2 separate regions of the Mus musculus genome follow, and region 2 is linked to region 1. A link is a loop called in an ENCODE intact Hi-C map of the cell type or tissue named here. Cell type or tissue: left cerebral cortex. All regions are shown on one strand. Each heading gives the region's core, and the rest is flanking DNA. Links, peaks and the distances in the headings are about the cores only.

What was found. Hi-C counts contacts between places; a loop is a spot of excess contacts. Peaks named below come from ENCODE experiments on the same cell type or tissue, not always from the same donor. Only the 100,000 strongest peaks of a DNase experiment are listed, where the experiment ranks them.
Region 2: it touches region 1 in a loop (2.5-fold over the local background); 3 of 42 quality-filtered maps call a loop at or near these places.

What each region holds. Positions count from the first base shown.
Region 1 is chr19:8,908,623-8,918,575 of GRCm38, forward strand. It overlaps Ganab (alpha glucosidase 2 alpha neutral subunit), which reads left to right. Exons shown (of 24, transcript NM_001293621.1): 6 at 56-125; 7 at 299-386; 8 at 469-565; 9 at 811-991; 10 at 1,844-1,997; 11 at 2,086-2,321; 12 at 2,413-2,539; 13 at 2,655-2,734; 14 at 2,974-3,117; 15 at 3,242-3,338; 16 at 3,852-3,953; 17 at 4,089-4,332; 18 at 5,679-5,743; 19 at 5,920-5,996; 5 more. The coding sequence ends at 7,112. Among named protein-coding and RNA genes, the nearest start is that of B3gat3, 6.8 kb to the right of the region's middle. In left cerebral cortex, for the core only: no CTCF peak of the experiment used is centred there; DNase peaks (open chromatin) are centred at 3,391, 4,091 and 5,792; H3K27ac peaks cover 1,763 bases.
Region 2 is chr19:8,821,905-8,831,857 of GRCm38, forward strand. It overlaps Hnrnpul2 (heterogeneous nuclear ribonucleoprotein U-like 2), which reads left to right. Exons shown (of 14, transcript NM_001081196.1): 2 at 900-1,035; 3 at 1,326-1,402; 4 at 1,626-1,765; 5 at 2,317-2,407; 6 at 2,502-2,614; 7 at 2,956-3,219; 8 at 3,367-3,489; 9 at 4,068-4,196; 10 at 4,740-4,908; 11 at 7,846-8,046; 12 at 8,984-9,057; 13 at 9,321-9,428; 14 at 9,551-9,953. The coding sequence ends at 9,631. Among named protein-coding and RNA genes, the nearest start is that of Hnrnpul2, 7.5 kb to the left of the region's middle. In left cerebral cortex, for the core only: no CTCF peak of the experiment used is centred there; no DNase peak of the experiment used is centred there; H3K4me3 peaks cover 714 bases; H3K27ac peaks cover 199 bases.

The DNA of each region.
Region 1 (9,953 bases), core at 1-8,000:
AGCCCCTCGTCCCCGCCCCCTCTGGATTGGAGCAGACAGCTCTCCTACCTTCCAGGCAAGAATCAAAAGACCCAGCTGAAGGCAATGGAGCCCAGCCTGAAGCAACACCTGGGGATGGTGACAAGGTAAGTTGAAGTGCCAGGTGGTTGGAGTGGAGAATGGGGCTGCCTGGGAGGCCGGAGAGTAAAGGCCCACAAGAAAACTGAGCCTGTTCTCATCCTAAAGGATGAGATTTAGACCCTGAGAGTGGGAAAAGATAACTGGGACGTGAGTGGGTATCAGTCCACTTTTCTTACAGCCAGAGGAGACCCAGGAAAAGGCTGAGAAGGATGAGCCAGGAGCCTGGGAGGAGACATTCAAAACACATTCTGACAGCAAGCCTTATGGTGAGAGGCTGGGAAAGCCCTGGACAGGGGCACAGAGGTATCTTGCCAAACAGAAGCTCTGTAAATCATCCTTTTCTTTCAGGCCCCACGTCTGTAGGTTTGGACTTTTCTCTGCCAGGAATGGAACATGTGTATGGGATCCCTGAGCATGCTGACAGCCTGAGACTGAAGGTCACTGAGTGAGTCCGATAGTAACACTAGGATGGGGTTAGAAAAGGAGGCAGTCAGGGCTGGGGATTTGCTCATACAGTTGTATATTGTAGACAAGCATAATTCCCTTCTTGTATCTGGGCTACCTCCTTGCTTATGCACTTGTTTTAAAGAAAGAGACTTTCGTTTTCTCTCAGCTATGTCTGTGGAGTAGCATTTGCTTAAGCTGTAGCCTGGCCATTGATTAGCCTAAGTCTTGTCTGTCTACCACCAGGGGCGGTGAGCCGTACCGCCTGTACAATTTGGATGTGTTCCAGTATGAGCTGAACAACCCCATGGCTCTATATGGGTCTGTGCCTGTGCTCCTGGCACACAGCTTTCATCGAGACCTGGGCATCTTCTGGCTTAATGCTGCTGAGACTTGGGTTGATATATCCTCCAACACGGCTGGGAAGGTGAGGGCATGGCATGGGAGAGATGTGGTGAGAGTCTGCCATGCCTTATGCTAGGGATGCGGATGTGAGTGTGAAAACACGAATGAATGGCAGAACTTATTTGAGAGACAGTCATAGTCATTGCTAGGTTGCCTTCATGTGAAGCCACTGCTTCTCTGGCTTGAGAAGATTCCCTTGTTCCTTGTCCATTCTGTAGGAACACTCTAGGTTGCAGGGGTTATGCTGCCAATCTCTGGGCCTGGAGAGATGGCTCAGTGGTTAATAGCACTGGCTGCTCTTCCAGAGATCTTGAATTCAGTTCCCAACAACATGGTGGCTCACAGCCATCTGTAATGGGATCTGATGCCCTCTTCTGTCTGATGCCCTTTTCTGTCATTCAGGCATTCATGCAAATAGAGCAGTCATATACATAAAACACATAAGTAAAGACGTCTTGAAAGAAAGAAAAGAGCTCCCAGTGTGAGGGAAGAAGACAGGTATTATCAGGTTATTATAAGGCAGAGGACTTCGGGAGTGGTAAATGGCAAGCTGATGTGTGGTCCGTGAACGCTTCCTTGAGGAAATGAGACTTTTCTCTCTCTTTTTTTATTTCTCCCCTTCAGTTTTTCGAGACAGGGTTTCTCTGTGCGGTCCTAGCTGTCCTGGAACTCACTCTGTAGACCAGGCTGGCCTCGAACTCAGAAATCCGCCTGCCTCTGCCTCCCAAGTTCTAGGATTACAGGGGTAGAGACTTGACTCTTAAATTAAATTATAGTGAGGTGTTAGGAGCCAGCTGTGTGAGACTCAGGAGAAAGTGCTGCTTTTGTTTCAAGTTGGCACTGAAAAGCTGACTTCCCTTTGTCTCCTTCACAGACCCTGTTTGGGAAGATGCTTGATTACCTGCAGGGCTCTGGGGAGACTCCACAGACAGACATTCGTTGGATGTCAGAGAGTGGCATTATTGATGTTTTCCTAATGCTTGGCCCTTCGGTTTTTGATGTCTTTAGGCAGTATGCTAGTCTCACAGGTAGGTGATATTTCCATTTCTGGCTAGCAAGTGCTCTTAAGTTTTGCTATTTCTTCAGCTCCAGTGACCCTTTCATTTAAACCTGCAGGGACCCAGGCATTGCCCCCACTCTTCTCCCTCGGCTATCACCAGAGTCGCTGGAACTACCGGGATGAGGCTGATGTTTTGGAAGTGGATCAGGGTTTTGATGATCACAACATGCCTTGTGATGTCATTTGGTTGGACATTGAACATGCTGATGGCAAGCGGTACTTCACTTGGGACCCCACCCGATTTCCTCAGCCCCTCAATATGCTTGAGCACTTGGCTTCCAAGAGGCGGAAGGTAAGGGGGTCCTGTAGCTGTGTTTGGTCTTCTTGCATAGGGTTGAGGCATGGTAGTCTCCACCATTTCTCCTTCTGTTCTTTGTTCCCAGCTGGTGGCCATTGTGGACCCCCACATCAAGGTAGACTCTGGCTACCGAGTTCACGAAGAATTGCGAAACCATGGGCTGTATGTTAAAACTCGGGATGGCTCTGATTACGAGGGCTGGTGCTGGCCAGGTAGGCAGGCCCATAATTGAAGGGGAGGCTATGGAGCAGCCAAAGAGGTAGAGATATTTTGTTATGTTTTGGTTTTGCCTCTTTGGGAATTCAGAGTTGGTGTTTTCTCTCTCAGGCTCAGCTAGTTACCCTGACTTCACTAATCCAAGGATGAGGGCCTGGTGGTCTAACATGTTCAGCTTTGACAATTATGAGGTAGGAAAGACTATCCATATGCCTTCTGTCTTTTCTACTTTTCCTTCATGAATCAGCTTTTCAGTTCAGGACCATTGCTTTTGTTTGACCTATAACATTTCGTGGGGACTTGAAGATCTTGGAGGATTCTGAAAAAGACTTGGTTCTGGATTTCTAGAAGCTTTCTTTCTGACAGTGTTTACTGTCGACCGTCGTCCTCTTTTTTTCCCCCCATACATAATTGGTACCTGTGTTTTCAGGGTTCAGCTCCTAATCTTTATGTTTGGAATGACATGAATGAACCGTCTGTGTTCAATGGTCCTGAGGTCACCATGTTGAAGGATGCTGTGCATTATGGAGGCTGGGAGCACCGGGACATCCATAACATCTATGGCTTATATGTGGTAAGGAACCGGGAGAGGAAAGTTGGCAGACAAAGGGAGGACAGTAGTTAAACATGGAGAATATATAGTTGTCAACCAGATGACAGATGGCATTTGTTCTTCACTCTCTTCTCTTTCTTCCTAGCACATGGCGACTGCTGATGGGCTAATACAGCGCTCTGGGGGCATAGAGCGTCCCTTTGTCCTGAGTAGGGCTTTCTTCTCAGGCTCCCAGCGCTTTGGTAAGGTTTGGAGACTAGAGCTGTGGCAGCTGTGTGTGGGAGTAAATGCCTGTAATCCTAGCACTTAAGGTTGCTGAGTCAGGAATAGCTTTAGTCGTAGGGCTGCCTAAACTGTCCAGGTAGTCTAGGCTACCCTGATGTGTTTAGTATGACTCTGTCTCCAGGGAAGAGTAAGCAAATACAGAGGTGTAACACAAAATTATGAAGACCAGATCAGAGGAGCCATAGTATCTTTGGAGAGCTGCACACTGCAACCTCCAGCTGTATATTTTGACATATGAATGGTATATCTAAACCTCGCTTAAGCCTTCTGGCAGGGATGGAGGGGGAGCACTGCCTAGCTTATGCAAGGCCTTTGCTAAGTTCCTAGTACCAAAAAAGAGTTGTGTTTAACTTCACTCTCATCAGAGTGTCCTGGACACTTGTCTAGTGACAGTGGCAGGTCAGAGGATACCTAGATAAAGGCTGAGTTCCTTGCTCTATATCAGGCTCCTTCCCCTTTGACCCTTTTAGGAGCTGTGTGGACAGGGGACAACACTGCCGAATGGGATCATTTGAAGATCTCTATCCCTATGTGTCTCAGCCTGGCACTGGTGGGGCTTTCCTTCTGTGGAGGTAAGAGAAGGAGACATTTGGGGTTTTGATTGGGATAAAGTCAAAGGACCTGGGCATGAACAAAGAATATTTATATGAATGGCTGCCAGCGCTTCTTCTTTGCCATTTTGCAACCTGCTCCTTCTCCTCTCCCAGCGGATGTGGGTGGCTTCTTCAAGAACCCAGAGCCAGAGCTGCTTGTGCGCTGGTACCAAATGGGTGCCTACCAGCCGTTCTTTCGGGCTCATGCCCACTTGGACACTGGGCGGCGAGAGCCATGGCTGTTAGCGTCTCAATACCAAGATGCAATCCGAGATGCCTTGTTCCAGCGATATTCTTTGCTGCCCTTCTGGTATACCCTCTTCTATCAAGCTCACAAGGAAGGGTTTCCTGTCATGAGGTAAATTAGTCAGTGGGGTCTGTGTAGAGTCAGATAGATGACTGGGAGATAATGAGGTCTGGTTTGCATCTCTGGGCCTATTTCTTTCCCTTTCCAGGGCCTTGTTTGTAAGGTTTTAATATGAATATGGAAGAGAGGTCTGAGGATGTAATTCAGTAGTGGAGTTACTTGCCTCTTAATGTAGAAAGCCATGAGTTCCGTCAAGCCCCAATGTCACCAAAAAAAGAAACAGGCAAATGAAATGGGTAAAAGCAGTTGCTATCAAATATAGGAGTTCAGTCTCTAGAACATGATGGAAGTAGAGAATTGACTCCTAGAAATTGCAAGTTTTTTTCTGACCACCATATCATGGCATATGATCCTCCATGCCTTCAAAATTGTAATGATGACAATGACGACGACGACGATGATGATGATGATAAAAAGCCTGGTCTTGTTATATATGTCTATAATACTGAAATTTAGGAGGCTGAGGTATGAGGTAGGAGGAATGAAAGTTCAAAACCAGCTTGTGCTACATAGCAAGGCCCTGTCTCAAAAAGAGAGTTGCCAGGCTGTGGTGGCGCACACCTTTAATCCCAGCACTGGGAACCAGAAGCAGGCGTATTTCTGAGTTCGAGGCCAGCCTGGTCTACAGAGTGAGTTCCAGGACAGCCAGGGCTACACAAATAAATCCTGCCTCGAAAAACAAACAAACAAACAAAAGACAAACAAACAAACAAACAAAAACAAGAGAGAGTCATGGAAAGACTAAAGGGAACAAGTGTGAGTAATGGAGGCTAACCTGAAGAAGATTGCCCACAGTGATAAGTTATTGACAAGAATAAGAAACATGAAGTTACAGGATTAGGTAGTCACAAAAGGCACTTTTGAGAATATAGCCACATTAGGAACCTGTACAATGAATGAAGTAGGTGTTTGTGATCTCAGGGAAGGACATTCCACAGCGAGGAGGCTGCAGGTGCCAAAACACTGAAACAAGCCAGAAAATGAGAAAAGAAAAGTCAGTGGGCCTTGGGAAGGAACTGGTAGACAGATTGTCATTAGGAATAGAGATGATGCTTATGCCCCTAAAGGGCCTTGCAAGCTATGTGTCACTGAAGTGCTCAAGGAAGCCACTGAAAGACAGAGAACTGTGGGTAGAAGAGTGGAGTTAGGGAGGTAAGAGAGAAAGTACAGTGACCGGGCAAGGTGGAGTTCTGTAGCTGCAGCTAAAGTCCTGAATCCATTGGCTGAAAGCTCCTGGATTTCTCCCCAGTGCAATTCTAATTGCTAGCTCTTGGAGGAGAGCATCTTTGACCTCTGAGAATATAATGGCTTCCTTTCCTGTCTTGCTTCTTTCCTAGGCCCCTCTGGGTACAGTATCCTGAGGATATGTCTACCTTCAGTATAGAGGATCAGTTCATGCTTGGTGAGAAATGGGAGGACAGCTGGTAGGAGGTTGGGCTTCAGCTTAAGAACAATGTGTGGGATGTGTATGTGTGGAGTTGGAGTAACTGTGGCTGGACTTGTGACAGACAGATCTTCTAATGCTCTCTAGACTGGCAGCAAATGCCCTCGTTCCCTGTTAATTCTGGTATGTTTTAGGTGATGCACTCCTTATTCACCCTGTATCGGATGCTGGGGCCCACGGAGTGCAGGTCTATTTGCCTGGCCAAGAAGAAGTAAGTTACAGAATATTGTGGGCAAAGAAGCAAAAGCATGGAACCCCTATGCACTGAGTGATCCAGTATCTTGTCATCCACAGGTGTGGTATGACATTCAGAGCTATCAGAAGCATCATGGGCCCCAGACCTTGTATCTGCCAGTAACTTTGAGCAGTGTGAGTATATCTCTCTAGCTGCCATCTCTGTTTGCTTGTACTTCTCCAGAAGGGGAGAAAATATATAATTTGGGGAGTCAGAGGGAAGGAACATAAGATGCTGAAAGGCCTGAAGGAGTAGTGCTTCACTGCAGCACTTTTGCCTTAGATCCCCGTGTTCCAGCGTGGCGGAACCATTGTGCCTCGATGGATGCGTGTGAGGCGCTCTTCAGACTGTATGAAGGACGATCCTATCACTCTCTTTGTTGCTCTCAGTCCCCAGGTGAGTTTCCAGTGGGTGAGAGCTATCTCAACTATTGCCTGTTTTCTAGGACTCAGTCCTCTGGATGTGAATGAAGGCACTCCCTCTTTGGCTTAAGTTCCTCACCTCTTCCTGCACAGGGTACTGCCCAAGGAGAGCTCTTTCTAGATGATGGACACACCTTTAACTATCAGACTCGCCATGAGTTCCTGTTGCGGCGGTTCTCTTTCTCTGGCAGCACACTGGTCTCTAGGTAATGGGGTGTCCTCTATGGGCCTTGCCTTCAGGGGTGCTCAGGTTCGCTGTGCTTTTGTTGCCTTTGAACTTCGCTTTGGATTATCTTCCTGCCCATTTCTCCAATTGGCATTTGCTTTTGTTGCCTCCAGTTCAGCAGACCCCAAAGGCCACCTTGAGACACCTATTTGGATTGAGCGAGTAGTCATCATGGGGGCTGGAAAGCCAGCAGCTGTGGTGCTCCAGACCAAAGGTTAGTGATAGGTCTGGCCTTGAAATTGGGAAAAGAAGCAGAGGTAGGGTTGACAGGGTTGCAACCTTGCTATGGAGAGGTAGCCTATTATTGACTGTGGTGCTTGCCTTTCTTCCACAGGATCCCCTGAAAGTCGCCTGTCCTTCCAGCATGACCCTGAGACCTCAGTGCTGATATTGCGTAAACCTGGTGTCAGCGTGGCATCCGACTGGAGTATTCATCTTCGATAACCCAAGGAACTTGTTCTGAGTTGGGAGGAAGGGCATGATGGTATTGAGTTACCTTTTCTTTTGCCTTGGAGTTTGACCCTACCTAGATTTCACCTTCTAATTCTACGACCCAGATTCTGTCAACATCTGGGCAAGATGACAGGGCTGTCCTAGGGCTCTGAATTCCACTTGTGACCTAGTCTTTCCTTCTGTGTGTTACCAAGCCCTTCATACTCAGTATCCTGTTGCTGTAACTGGAGCACAGTCATTTGTGAAGACCAAGGGGCCTTGTCGTTCTTTTTCTCTTCCTTAGGGTCCCTACCTTCTCCTTAGACCCCATCTATTCAAGCCTCTTGTTTGTTGATGCCATTTCTTGGAAGAAGATGAGGGCAGTGAACATTAGGGTTCCTTTTCTTCTTCCCTGTTCCCTCCTATCCAAAATGCCCATCCTTTCATTCCTTCCCCTGAATGTCCCCTTCTCTGTTCCACTGATACACTGGGACCACCCCTTACTTGGTAAGGGACAAATGGATCAAGATTGAGGTTCCTGGAGAACGTCCTCTTCCTTCTCATCTCAACCTTGTCTTCCTGTTTCTTTCCAGAGCTGCTGCATTTCTCCCATCTTAGAGGGAGACGCTTCCACACAATTAGGAGGGCAAGGTTATTAAACTTCTTTTGCCCCTCTGGTCCCCTTGGGACACTCAAGATAGAGACATGAGTTGTGGTTTCACTGAATCACGGTCACCTGTATTTATTGCTGGGAAGAAGACTGAGGGTGGGGGGAGACGATCATGTGTACCCAGGGGTGGCTTCAAGCCCTGGTAAGCGGGTTGAGGGAGGACTCAGGAACCAGGAGAACTATTTGTGGGAATTTTTTTTACTTCCTCTGGGTTCCCAACTGTGACAAGTTTTGATAAAAAGGAGAAACAATAAAAAACGAAACAAAACATAAATAATAATTGGATGTCTGAATTATACTTGTAAACTGAACAAAATCGCTCCAGTAAATAGTGGCCTACCATTTTATTCTGTATAAGCTGCTTCATTTCAGCAAAATGAGCCAACCTGAGGGCGGCTTTAGCTTGAGATGCTAGTCCTTTAGAAGAACCCAGCAATGGGTCTCAGGAGGTGAACTGGTCAGAAAACTGCTTTGTCTCGCAAATATAGGAGCCTGAGTTTGATCCACAGACTCACTGTAAAGAAAGCTGAGTGTGTAAGCCTAATTCTTTTTTTGTTTTTTTTTGTTTTTTTCGAGATAGTTTCTCTGTATAACCCTGGCTGTCCTGGAACTCACTTTGTAGACCAGGCTGGCCTAGAACTCAGAAATCCACCTGCCTCTGCCTCCCGAGTGCTGGGATTAAAGGTGTGCGCCACCACCGCCAGGCTGTAAGCCTAATTCTTGGGAGGCAGAGACAGTTGGATCCTTGGGGCTCTGGCCAGCTTGCCTAGCCTACTTGGTAAGTTCTAGTCCAGTGAGAGATCCAGTTTCAAAACAAAACAAAAGAATAAGGATGGTGCCTGAAGAACACTCAAGATATTTATTAACCTCTGGCCTGTACACATATTCACAGCAACTGTCATATTTTAAAGTGGACATAATAAGTAGTGATCAGCGCTAATGGGCGTCTTTTGGAAATACATACAGGGTCAAATGTTTTCATCAGAAGGCTATTTTTAGTTAATAGCACTTTTTTTTTTTTTAACAGATTTATTTATTATTATATGTAAGCACTGTAGCTGTCTTCAGACAACAGAAGAGGGCGTCAAATCTCATTATGGATGGTTGTGAGCCACCATGTGGTTGCTGGGATTTGAACTTAGGACCTTTGTAAGAGCGATCTTTTTTTTTTTTTTTTGGTTTTTCGAGACAGGGTTTCTCTGTATAACCCTGGCTGTCCTGGAACTCACTTTGTAGACCAGGCTGGCCTCAAACTCAGAAATCCGCCTGCCTCTGCCTCCTAACCACTGAGCCATCTCTCCAGCCCAACAGTATTTTTTAAATTTACCTTTTGATTTAGGGTCTCACCATATAGCTTTGACTGGCCTGGAAGTCAAAAGCTCTTCCTGCCTCCCTTAGAGCTGGGATTAAAGGCTTATGCCACTGAGCCCAACCTAAGACGGGATTTTGACATGTAGCCCACTGGCTTTGAGCACCTGATCCTTTAGCCACAGCCTCCCAAGTGCTGGTATAATAGATAGCATTACCATACTCAGCTTTTAAAAATTGCTTCGCAAGCCGGGTGTGGTGGCACAGGCCTTTAATCCCAGCACTCGGGAGGCAGAGGCAGGTGGATTTCTGAGTTTGAGGCCAGCCTGGTCTACAAAGTGAGTTCCAGGACAGCCAGGGCTATACAGAGAAACCCTGTCGTGAAAAAAACAAAAAAAGAAAAAAAAATTGGTTTGCAATGCTGGGAATTTGACCTATGGTCATGCCCTATATCAGCATTTAAAAAATCCTCCCATTGTTATGTTGAACTTGCTAGCAAAGAGCTGGAGTCTGATAGATTGCCTGAGTTGGGAGTCCAAAGCCATTCTAGACCACAGACCCTTTCAGATAAGGATTAAAAAAAAAAACAAAAACAAAAACAAAAAACCTTTCTGGGAATGGTGGAATAGTTCAAGGACATCCTGAGATCCTGAGACTTTTAAGTTGAAGGCTATTCTGGACTAAGTCTCAAAACTATTGTTGGGAAGATTGGAGAAAGGACAAGTAGTGGATACTTGGTTACAGGAAAAAAAGTTCTGAAATTTTGTTTTGTATGATAGGGTGACTAGATAATTCCTAAATGGTTTTTACAGAGCTAAATGAAAGGAGTTTTAAATGTTTTTATTATGATGTAACATTGAAACAGAAACATAGTT
Region 2 (9,953 bases), core at 829-8,828, 86 kb before region 1:
GTGTTATCCCAAATAGCAGATCAAAAGCATTAAAGAATAAGGGAGTGTTTTAAAGGAATTGTTGAAAACACTTAAGCCTTCAAAACATGAAAGCCTAAGGAAAAATTCCATGTGTTACTCCGTGTAAAGAATGTTACTGCCAGGTTTGGTGTCACTGGCCTTCAGTCCCAGCACTTGAAGGCAGAGGCAGGCAGATCTCTGTGTTTGAGGCCAGTCTGATCTAAATAGTGAGTTTTAGGACAAGCAGAACTACATAGTGAGACCCTGTCTAGAAACAACAACAAAAGAATGTTACTTAATATATAACACCACCTTCCTGCCCCAAATTTCATGCAGTAAAGATGCAGTGTTATTTATGGTTTGCTTGTGACCTAAGAATTTCTCTGGTAACTTTCAAGTTCCTGTTAAAAATACACCTGCCACTGTAAGACTGTGCATTTTAATGCAGAAAAGGTAGTCTCTTAAAGAAAATGTGAGATTTCTGTGTCAAGTAACTGCTGAAAAGTGCTAGAAAATAGTCATTAAGTACTTGACATAACTCCAGATCTGATGAGAATTGAAATTCACCTGTGAAGGTTTTTAAAAGACTTAAGGGATGCTTTTCTGTCATATCAGTGGGGAGATGTGCCAGGTTGGCTTGATTGAAGTAGATAAATTTAGAATGGGAAAATTGACCAATTTAATAAGCCCATAGTGGTTTCCATCCCAACCTACCCCCACCCCCCGCCCATCTTAATCAGTGATTTTGAAATTTGGAAATAAAACATGGATATAATAGGAACACTTTGTCTCAATCAGATACCCTCAGTTTCCTAAATTTTACTTAGATTCTCTTAGTTCTGAGCTCATTGTACGCTCCAGTATAAAAACTACTGATTTTCTTTCCCTCCCTTTTGTAGGAGATGACCAAGATAGTGAAAAGTCAAAACCAGCAGGCTCAGATGGTGAGCGGCGGGGGGTAAAGAGACAGCGGGATGAGAAGGATGAACATGGCCGAGCTTACTATGAATTCCGAGAGGAGGCTTACCACAGCCGGTGAGGGAAACACTCCCTTGATGGGAGTGTCTGCTCTGCTTTTGGTATTCCTATTGTTGATTGCAGTGTGGAAGGAGGGGTGGATTGAAAACTGGACTAGGTCCTTATAGGCATAAGTTTTAGAGTAAATCTATGATGGAAACTCGTATTCCCTTTTCTCATTGACTGAAAGAAGCTGTCTGCTGGAACTTGGTAATTCACCAATAGTTTAAAATGGACAGTGCCACACAAATACCTCACAGACAAAGAAGGTAGCTTTGGTTATGTTGCATTTGCTTTCCTGCCTGTAGCTCAAAGTCCCCACCACCTCCAGAAGAAGAAGCAAAAGATGAAGAGGAGGACCAGACGCTTGTGAACCTGGACACGTGTATGTATAAAGATTGCTTTGTGTTTTCAGATAGGGCTTTGTTGTGTATTTCAGGCTGGATTCCACCTTGTGATCCTCCTGCATTATTAGCCTCTGGACTATCTAAAAGTGACTTTTGAGAGTAAAATGTCGTGGTGTGGGTACCTGGACAGTGTTTGTATTTGTTGGCTCAGCACTTCTTGGTGTTGAGCGTTGCAGTAAGCCAGTTGCATCTTCTTAACAGATACCTCGGATCTCCATTTTCAAATAAGCAAAGACCGATATGGAGGCCAGCCGCTCTTCTCAGAAAAGTTCCCTACCCTTTGGTCTGGGGCAAGAAGTACTTATGGAGTAACAAAGGGAAAAGTATGCTTTGAAGCCAAGGTAAGTCATTCTTAAAGCGTTTATTAATTTAAACTGTGTATTAGACTCCTACCCACCATTTCATTAGTGCAGAAAGGTCAGCCTGCTTGAACATACCCTTAACACTGAACAACAAATTGACTCTTACAACTTTGTTTTGTTGTTTGGTTTTTGTTTGTTTGTTTTTTGTTTTTCGAGACAGGGTTTCTCTGTGTAGCCCTGGCTGTCCTGGAACTCACTCTGTAGACCAGGCTGGCCTCGAACTCAGAGATCCACCTGGCTCTGCCTCCTAAGTGCTGGAATTAAAGGTATGCACCACCATGCCCGGCTTGTTGTTTGTTTGTTTGTTTTATGTGCTGGTATGATTGATCTTAGTGCCTTGTACATATTGGGCACTGTATCTCTGAGCTATAGTCCCAGGCCCACAAACTTTGATTTAGGTTTAGTAAAAGTTCTTTTTCTAGTATTGAGCTGAGATTTTTTTATTTTCCAATTTGTATATGAATTTGTAACTCTTGACTTTGTACCTGCATTTGTCATAGATCTAAGAATTCATTTTCTGACTTGACCAGGTAACTCAGAATCTCCCAATGAAAGAAGGCTGCACAGAAGTCTCTCTCCTTAGAGTTGGGTGGTCTGTTGATTTTTCCTGTTCACAGCTTGGTAAGGTGATTTTGTAACTTCTTGTTTGTGTTTGTTACCATCTCGCCTACTCTGGAGACATGGCAGGCAGATGATTGATCGTTGACTCTCCTAGGTGAAGACGAGTTCTCCTACGGTTTTGACGGAAGAGGACTCAAGGCAGAAAACGGGCAGTTTGAGGAATTTGGCCAGACTTTTGGGGAGAATGATGTTATTGGCTGTTTTGCTGTGAGTGTTCCTGAAAATTGTGAATTTGTAGCAAAGGGTAGATAAAAGGCTAAGAGGATTCTGCTATGCTTCCTATCAATATGGACTTTTATACATTTGATGCATTGCTTGGTTATTTGAGATGTGCAATAGCCCCAGCATTCATTTATTTGCTTATTTCTACATTTATTTGTGGGAGAGGGTGCATATCAAAATATTTATGTGGAAGTCAGGACAGTTCTCTCCTATCTGACCCATCTCTCCATCCTCCTAACATTAGAAAATAAATAAATAAGTGGTAATACGTGATTGTCCTTAAAGCCTATCAACCTGCACGTGCTCCTGTGCTTCTGTCCTTGTAGAATTTTGAGACTGAAGAAGTTGAGCTTTCCTTCTCCAAGAATGGAGAAGACTTGGGTGTGGCATTCCGAATTAGCAAGGAGTCTCTGGCAGATCGAGCCCTTCTACCCCATGTCCTTTGCAAGAATTGTGTCGTAGAATTAAACTTTGGTCAGAAGGAGGAGCCCTTTTTCCCACCACCAGAAGAGTTTGTGTTCATCCATGCTGTGCCTGTTGAGGAACGTGTGCGGACTGCAGTCCCTCCCAAGACCATAGAGGAGTGTGAGGTATGCGCAAGTCTAGGCTTCATGCTTTAGGAGAGTGGTGGATATGTACTTTCAAACTTGGATAGGGAAAATATAACAAGATTTTCTAAAGAAAGATTTTATAAAATTGATTGATTTTTATTTCATTCCTGTTTCTTTTACTTGCAGGTGATTCTGATGGTGGGACTTCCTGGATCTGGAAAGACCCAGTGGGCACTGAAATACGCAAAAGACAACCCTGAGAGAAGATACAATGTTCTGGGAGCTGAGACTGTTCTCACGCAAATGAGGGTCAGTTGCTGAGAGGTGGGGAAAGGTGACTAGTCAGCTACGGTGTTTGCTGTGGAGACACTGAAAATCTCTGATAGCCTGTTCTTAGTCAGGGATGGGGGGGGTCTTTGAAGTGTATGAGAACAAAGACACCACACACTGTCAGTGTGTTAAGATATGCCCCACCTCTCCTGGATTGTCAAATTTCTGCAAACATACAATCTGAAATAAATCCAGGTTAAATATAGAAGTGACTACTACAGGAAATTAACAGTGTGATGAGTTCATGTGACACTTGTAGAATTTGAATAGTTGACTTTTGGACTCTTTTTTTTTTTTTTTAAACCATCAGATTTATGTATCAATAATATCACAATTTACAAGATGCCAATACAATAATTTCAGAGCCAATTGATAATGATAAGAGCTTTATCCCAATATTTCTAACCTTGAGAAATCATAGCTACTTGTGGCTGGTAAATGCCACCCGGACACATGTCCAAAACCATCTTGGTTCTTCTCCTACCCTGCCATGCTCCGTCTCTCTGACTTGGACTCTTAAACTTGCTGTGTAACTCTTTGCATTTCTCACTCATCAGATGAAGGGACTTGAGGAGCCAGAGATGGACCCCAAAAGCCGAGACCTCTTAGTTCAGCAAGCCTCCCAGTGCCTTAGTAAGCTGGTCCAGATTGCTTCACGATCAAAGAGGAATTTTATTCTTGATCAGGTATACAGACATTCAAGGGGGATCCAGAGATGAAAATCTTGTATCTATTTTAAAGTTAGTCTGGGATCACATGTAGAACGGAATTAAGGAATAGACTCAGGTTACCTAATGACTCTCTGCTTGTGAGTTATGTAATATACTTACACAGTTTACTGAGAGTGTCTGAACTCAGGTGGTAGATGGAGAGAAAGGAGATTTGGATTCATTCATTCCATTTGAATTCTTCAATCTATCCTAGCTTTTGGACAAGTCTTTTACCTCTCTAACTTCAGTTTTCCTGATATGTGAAATATCATTTGTCAAGTAGTATCTCAAAAATTAAAGGAGAGTGGGGGTTATAGCTCACGGGTAGAACAATTTTCTAGCATATGCAGAGCTCTAGTTTTGGTCCTGATTACCACAACGCAATGATAATAGTGATTATTATTAAAGGAAATTGTGTATTGACTTCTAATCTGATGCTTTAGTTATAAAGATAAAGTTTTCTTTCATAAGTTGAGTAGTGACTTTTAACCTTAAACATGTTATTACTCCTGTTACTAGTGTAATGTGTACAACTCTGGCCAACGAAGGAAGTTACTGCTGTTCAAGACATTCTCCAGGAAGGTGGTGGTAGTTGTTCCTAATGAGGAAGATTGGAAGAGGAGGCTGGAGTTGAGGAAAGAAGTGGAGGGAGATGATGTGCCTGAGTCTATAATGCTGGAGATGAAAGGTGAGCTGGAATTTTACGGATGAGAGAATCCACTCCCTGGTTAGTGCAACCTTGCTTATCACCAAGAGTGACTCTCCACATCTAAGGTGTACATTTAAGAGCAATTTAATAGTTAGAACCACTGTAGGTAAACTAATGAGTAGAGAGCAAGGGGGTAAATAACTGTACATGGCAGCATGTGCTTGTAATCCCAGCCCGTGAGATGTTCAGGAAAGAAGACTATGAGTTAGGAGAGACCATCCTGATACAGTAGGACCATATTTGGGGTTGGAAAAAAGTCAGGGTGATGCATGCCTCTAATCTCGGCACTTGGAAGATGAGTGCTAATCTGAGCTAAATGAGAGGCTGTCTCAAAAAAAAATGGTAGAATGAGAAATGAGATGTTTAAATCCAAACAAGATACTTGAAGTTAAGGAAGCGCTTGAGTCAGTGATTTAAAGAGGTATTTACTTATTTGTCCAGCACTGCCCTCGTCATTGGGAAATATCAGCATATGAAATGAACTTCACCCTCATAACTCAGATTTTAAAATTAGGATTGATACTCCATGAAAATGGCAAGGATGATTGTTTGGGTTTAAATTTAAATACAGTAGTGATAGAAGTCTGTCTTCTGTGCCTTAATTTCTGGGGTGCTAATAGGTTTATGTTTTGTTTTCATTTTTGTTTATTTTCTTGATTTGGTATTTGCCTGAGTGTACTGTCCTTTTAAGGCAGTGTTAAATATGTTCATTGTTTTTGCTTCATGTTCTCCTGAGATCGTATTTTTCATCGTTTTTCCTTTAGCTTAGGTGCCCACTTACCCTGTGAACTGCTGGCTATGGAAACTCATAACCCCTGGCTGTGGGAGTCACTTCTCATATCGATGACCAGGAGCATCTGAACTTATAAGAATTAATTTTAACATACCTGGCAAATAAATATTCAGGCACTTGGAGGAATTTAGTACAGTTTTATAAGATACGGATAGCTGGATTAATGTGAGAATCATAATTGAAATCAAATTCACTATGACACAGTCTATGAACTTGATGTCCAAATACAGGCAGATAGTATAATTGGCCATCATGTGTAACTGATAGATGAGAGGCCTTTAGTGGCAAGGAGATGCTTTTAGCCTCTTTGTGTAACTGTGTGTATATATGGAGTGGGTTGTGCTGAGAATTGAAACCCAGGGCCTTGTACATGTGAGGCAAGTGTGATACCCTCACCTATACCCTCAGTCCCAGCTTGAAGCTCTAATAATGTTACTTCTTGTCCAGGCATGGGTGGTGCTTGCCTTTGATCCTAGCAGAGGCAGAGACAAGTACATCTTTATGAACTTGAGACCAACCTGGTCTAGACAGGAAGTTATAGGCCAGGCAGACTACTTAAGACCACATTCTTCTCCCTCTCCCCACCCTTCTCTCTCTAGGTTTACTTATTTCTGTATTTTGCCTACATATATGTATTAAATGTGTGCGTGGTGGTGCCCTTGGAAGTCAGAAGACGGCATCAGGAGCCCCTGAACTGCAACTAGAGATGGTTATAAGTACTGTGTGGGTGCTGGGAACTGAGCCTGGGTCCTCTACAAGGACAACAAGATGCTTTAATATTGAGTTATCTCTCCTGAGCAGTTTTTTTCTAAGTAACACCAAAACTTTCTCGATTACATTTAGCCTGTGTTCCTGATAGCTCACTGCGAATCTATTGCAGATTACTTAAGAACTTGTTAATCTAGTTTCCAGATAGCCCCTTATCTTGTGCTATTGCACTTTAGGGAAACGAAAGTTTGTGTTTAGGCATAGTAGCACTTGCCTAGCATCAGAAGGCTGAGGCAAGAAGATTGTTGTGCGTTCTAGATGATCCTGCGCTATATGAACAGACCCTGCCTTTACAAAGGGGGAGAAAGTCATGGTGATACTTACCTATGATCTCAGTACTTGTGAGATTGGAAGCAGGAGGATTAAGGTCATCCTCAAGTATATAAGGGAGTTCCAGGCCAGCCTGAGCTACATGAGACCATGTCTCAAAAAAGCAGTTGTTTGTTTATTTCAGGATGAGTTGGTATGAGCTTAGCACATTTTAGAGCATTACTGAGTTAAGCTTTGAAGTGTTAGGCTTGGCTTGCTTGATGAACAGGCCTGTTGTCCTGTCACTTGGGGAGGGTAAGCCAGGAGGATCTTGAGTTTGAAGTGGGCACAAACTGTATAGCAAGCGAAAGTCCAGCCCGAGTTATACATAATAATAAAGCTATTTCAAAGGAGTGGAGGAAAAAAAACTCAAAAGAGAAGCAAAGTATGGTAACAACAGCAATAATTGTAATCCCAGTTCTCAGAAGGCAGGAGGTAGAAACATTCAGACCACCCTGAGATGCGTGAGGCCTTATGTCTAAAAAAGACATAAGAGCTAACCTGTCTCAGCCCTTGAAGCCTGGAGTTTTGATCCCAGTACTCACATACCCAGATAACAAGCCAGGAACCCTGTGTACTTCTGAAATCCCACTGAATGACCCTGTCTGCAAAGGAGCAGTGTGATTTAGACATAGACTATTAACAACAAAGCTGGGCATGGTGCATCTTTTATCCCATCAGAGAGGTGAATCTCTGGATTTGAAGCCAGATGTACATAGTGAGTTCCAGGATAGCCTGGGCTATGTAGAAAGCTCCTGTCTCAATAAATAACTGGGTGTAGACTCGAAACTATAATGCTGTTCCCAAAGAGGCAAGAGGCCAAGGCAGTTAAGGCTAGATAGCCTTATAACTTAAGTCTCAAAGTGAAAAACAAAACAAAAACTTGATACAGCTCAGTGAGAGAGCACTTAATTAACATTTGCAAAGCCCTGGTTTGATCCCCAAACCACCCAAAACTAAAGTATGCTTCCTCTGGTAGATTTTCATGCATTCTTACCCTGTCTGTGCACTTTCTAGGCCCACAAGCTTCTCTCTTATTCTTATAGCCAACTTCTCTCTGCCTGAGAAATGCGACTATATGGATGAGGTGACATATGGGGAGCTGGAAAAAGAGGAAGCTCAACCCATTGTTACTAAATACAAGGAGGAAGCAAGGAAGCTACTGCCCCCCTCTGAGAAGCGTACAAACCGCCGGAACAACCGCAACAAGAGAAACCGGCAGAACCGAAGCCGAGGCCAAGGCTATGGTGAGTCCTAGAGACCTGGCTGCCCACAGTGAGCAGCTTTCCTGATGAAGCTTCTTTCTTCTTGTTGTGCCCTTTACCCCCTGCTTCATAAGCTTTCCCCATAGTCTTTCAGCCAGAAAATAGTTACTGGGGGGCAGAAATACCATCCCTTGAAACAGTACAGAGCCTCCTCATATGCCTGGTTTCCATGCAGGCAAGCAAGTTGGTTCCCCACTTCACTGCAGTCTTAAGGATGTGCAGTGAGATCTAATTCTCATCTTAAGATCACTTGATGCTTTATTAAATCAGTCCAGTTTCACAGACAAAACTGAATGGATTCTTCCTCGTTTTAGATTGTTACAAAGGAAGTTAGTTATTAGTGGGATTAATTTTCCCTCAGAATGTCTAGTTAGTTTGTCAGTTAAATCCCCAGTGTATATTTATAATTGCTCTTTTTAAAGTATGTGTTTATGTGTGTGCAACTGTAAATCAGAAGGTGGTTAGTGCTAGCTATGTCCTAGACACTGGGAATAACGGGTTCCTAGCCTTGATTAATGCAGATTTTGTTTTCTTTCTGTACAGTGATAGGTATAGGCTATATGACAGACATCTCTGACCCCTTTCTGGGCTGAGAGTCTGATCCTGTGAGTGGCAGTTTTTACTCACGTTTCTACATCTGCCATGTATCCTTTTGTCATCTAAGATGTTTTTGCAGGATTGGAGAGCTTCAGAATCAGGGTGGCTTTGTTTTCTTGTGTCTATTCTTGTGCCCTCCCCTCTCAGACTCTTTTAATAAAAGATCCTGGCTGGTGCTTTAATTAACAGTGTGTGAGCCAGGCCAGAGCAAGCCTCCTCCTCCCGTAGTATTGCCTTTGGCTCCAGCTTTTTGATTTCCACTCAGATGTGGAGCCAGGACCCCATGCCAGCTGTCTGAGCGCCCTCTCCATTTCTCTTCCAGTGGGCGGGCAGCGCCGAGGCTACGACAACCGGGCCTACGGGCAGCAGTACTGGGGGCAGTCTGGAAACAGAGGGGTGAGTGCAGCTCTCCTTCTGCTCCTCCCTCTGGGCTGTGAAGCCATTCCTATTGACTTGGGGGAGCAGAGGGGTTTGGGCTGTTTTCTTAGGGCTTTAGGGTTTTGCCCACTTAATATGTTTATCTGGAAGAATTTAACCCGGGAAAAGAATTTACCCTGCTTACAGTGTCGAGATGAAATATTTCTTGTTCAGTAATGGGAAACTGGGGTGTACTTTTGAAGACCCATATATCGTCAACACTCCTCTCTCTCCTTCCTCAGGGCTACCGTAATTTCTATGATCGATACAGAGGTGACTATGAACGATTCTACAGTCGAGATTATGAGTACAACAGATACAGAGACTATTACAGACAATACAACCGGGATGTGAGTATTATCTTGGGTAGATTGAGGGTGAAGGGGACAGGACCCGCTGGATGGATGAGTGTCGTGCCTCTTCATCGTCAGCCAGCTCTGGCTCTAAGTGATGGGGTTTCCCTCTCTTCTAGTGGCAGAATTACTACTACCACCACCAACAGGACAGAGACCGATACTACAGGAATTACTACGGTTACCAAGGGTATCGGTGAAGCCCCTGCTGTTTTCGCCTGTCAGCCATGAAGCTGAATCTTTGGGGGTGCCAGGCACCCCCTAAAACACAACCAAGGAAAACAGGGGCTGTCGGGGTGGGGCTGAGCTGCCAGGGAGGGGTGGTTGGGGGGAGGGTGTGCAAGTAGGGGTGGGGGAGGGGGGAGTGGAAACAAAACTGTACATTTTTTTTAAAGTTTGTTGAAAAAAATATTGTCTTATTCTATAAAACATTTCAAACCTAGTTAGGTTATTTGTAATCAAAAAAACCGTTTGCACAGAAAGCAGCACTTAGAGCTGCCTATTCTGTACCCTGCAGCTGGA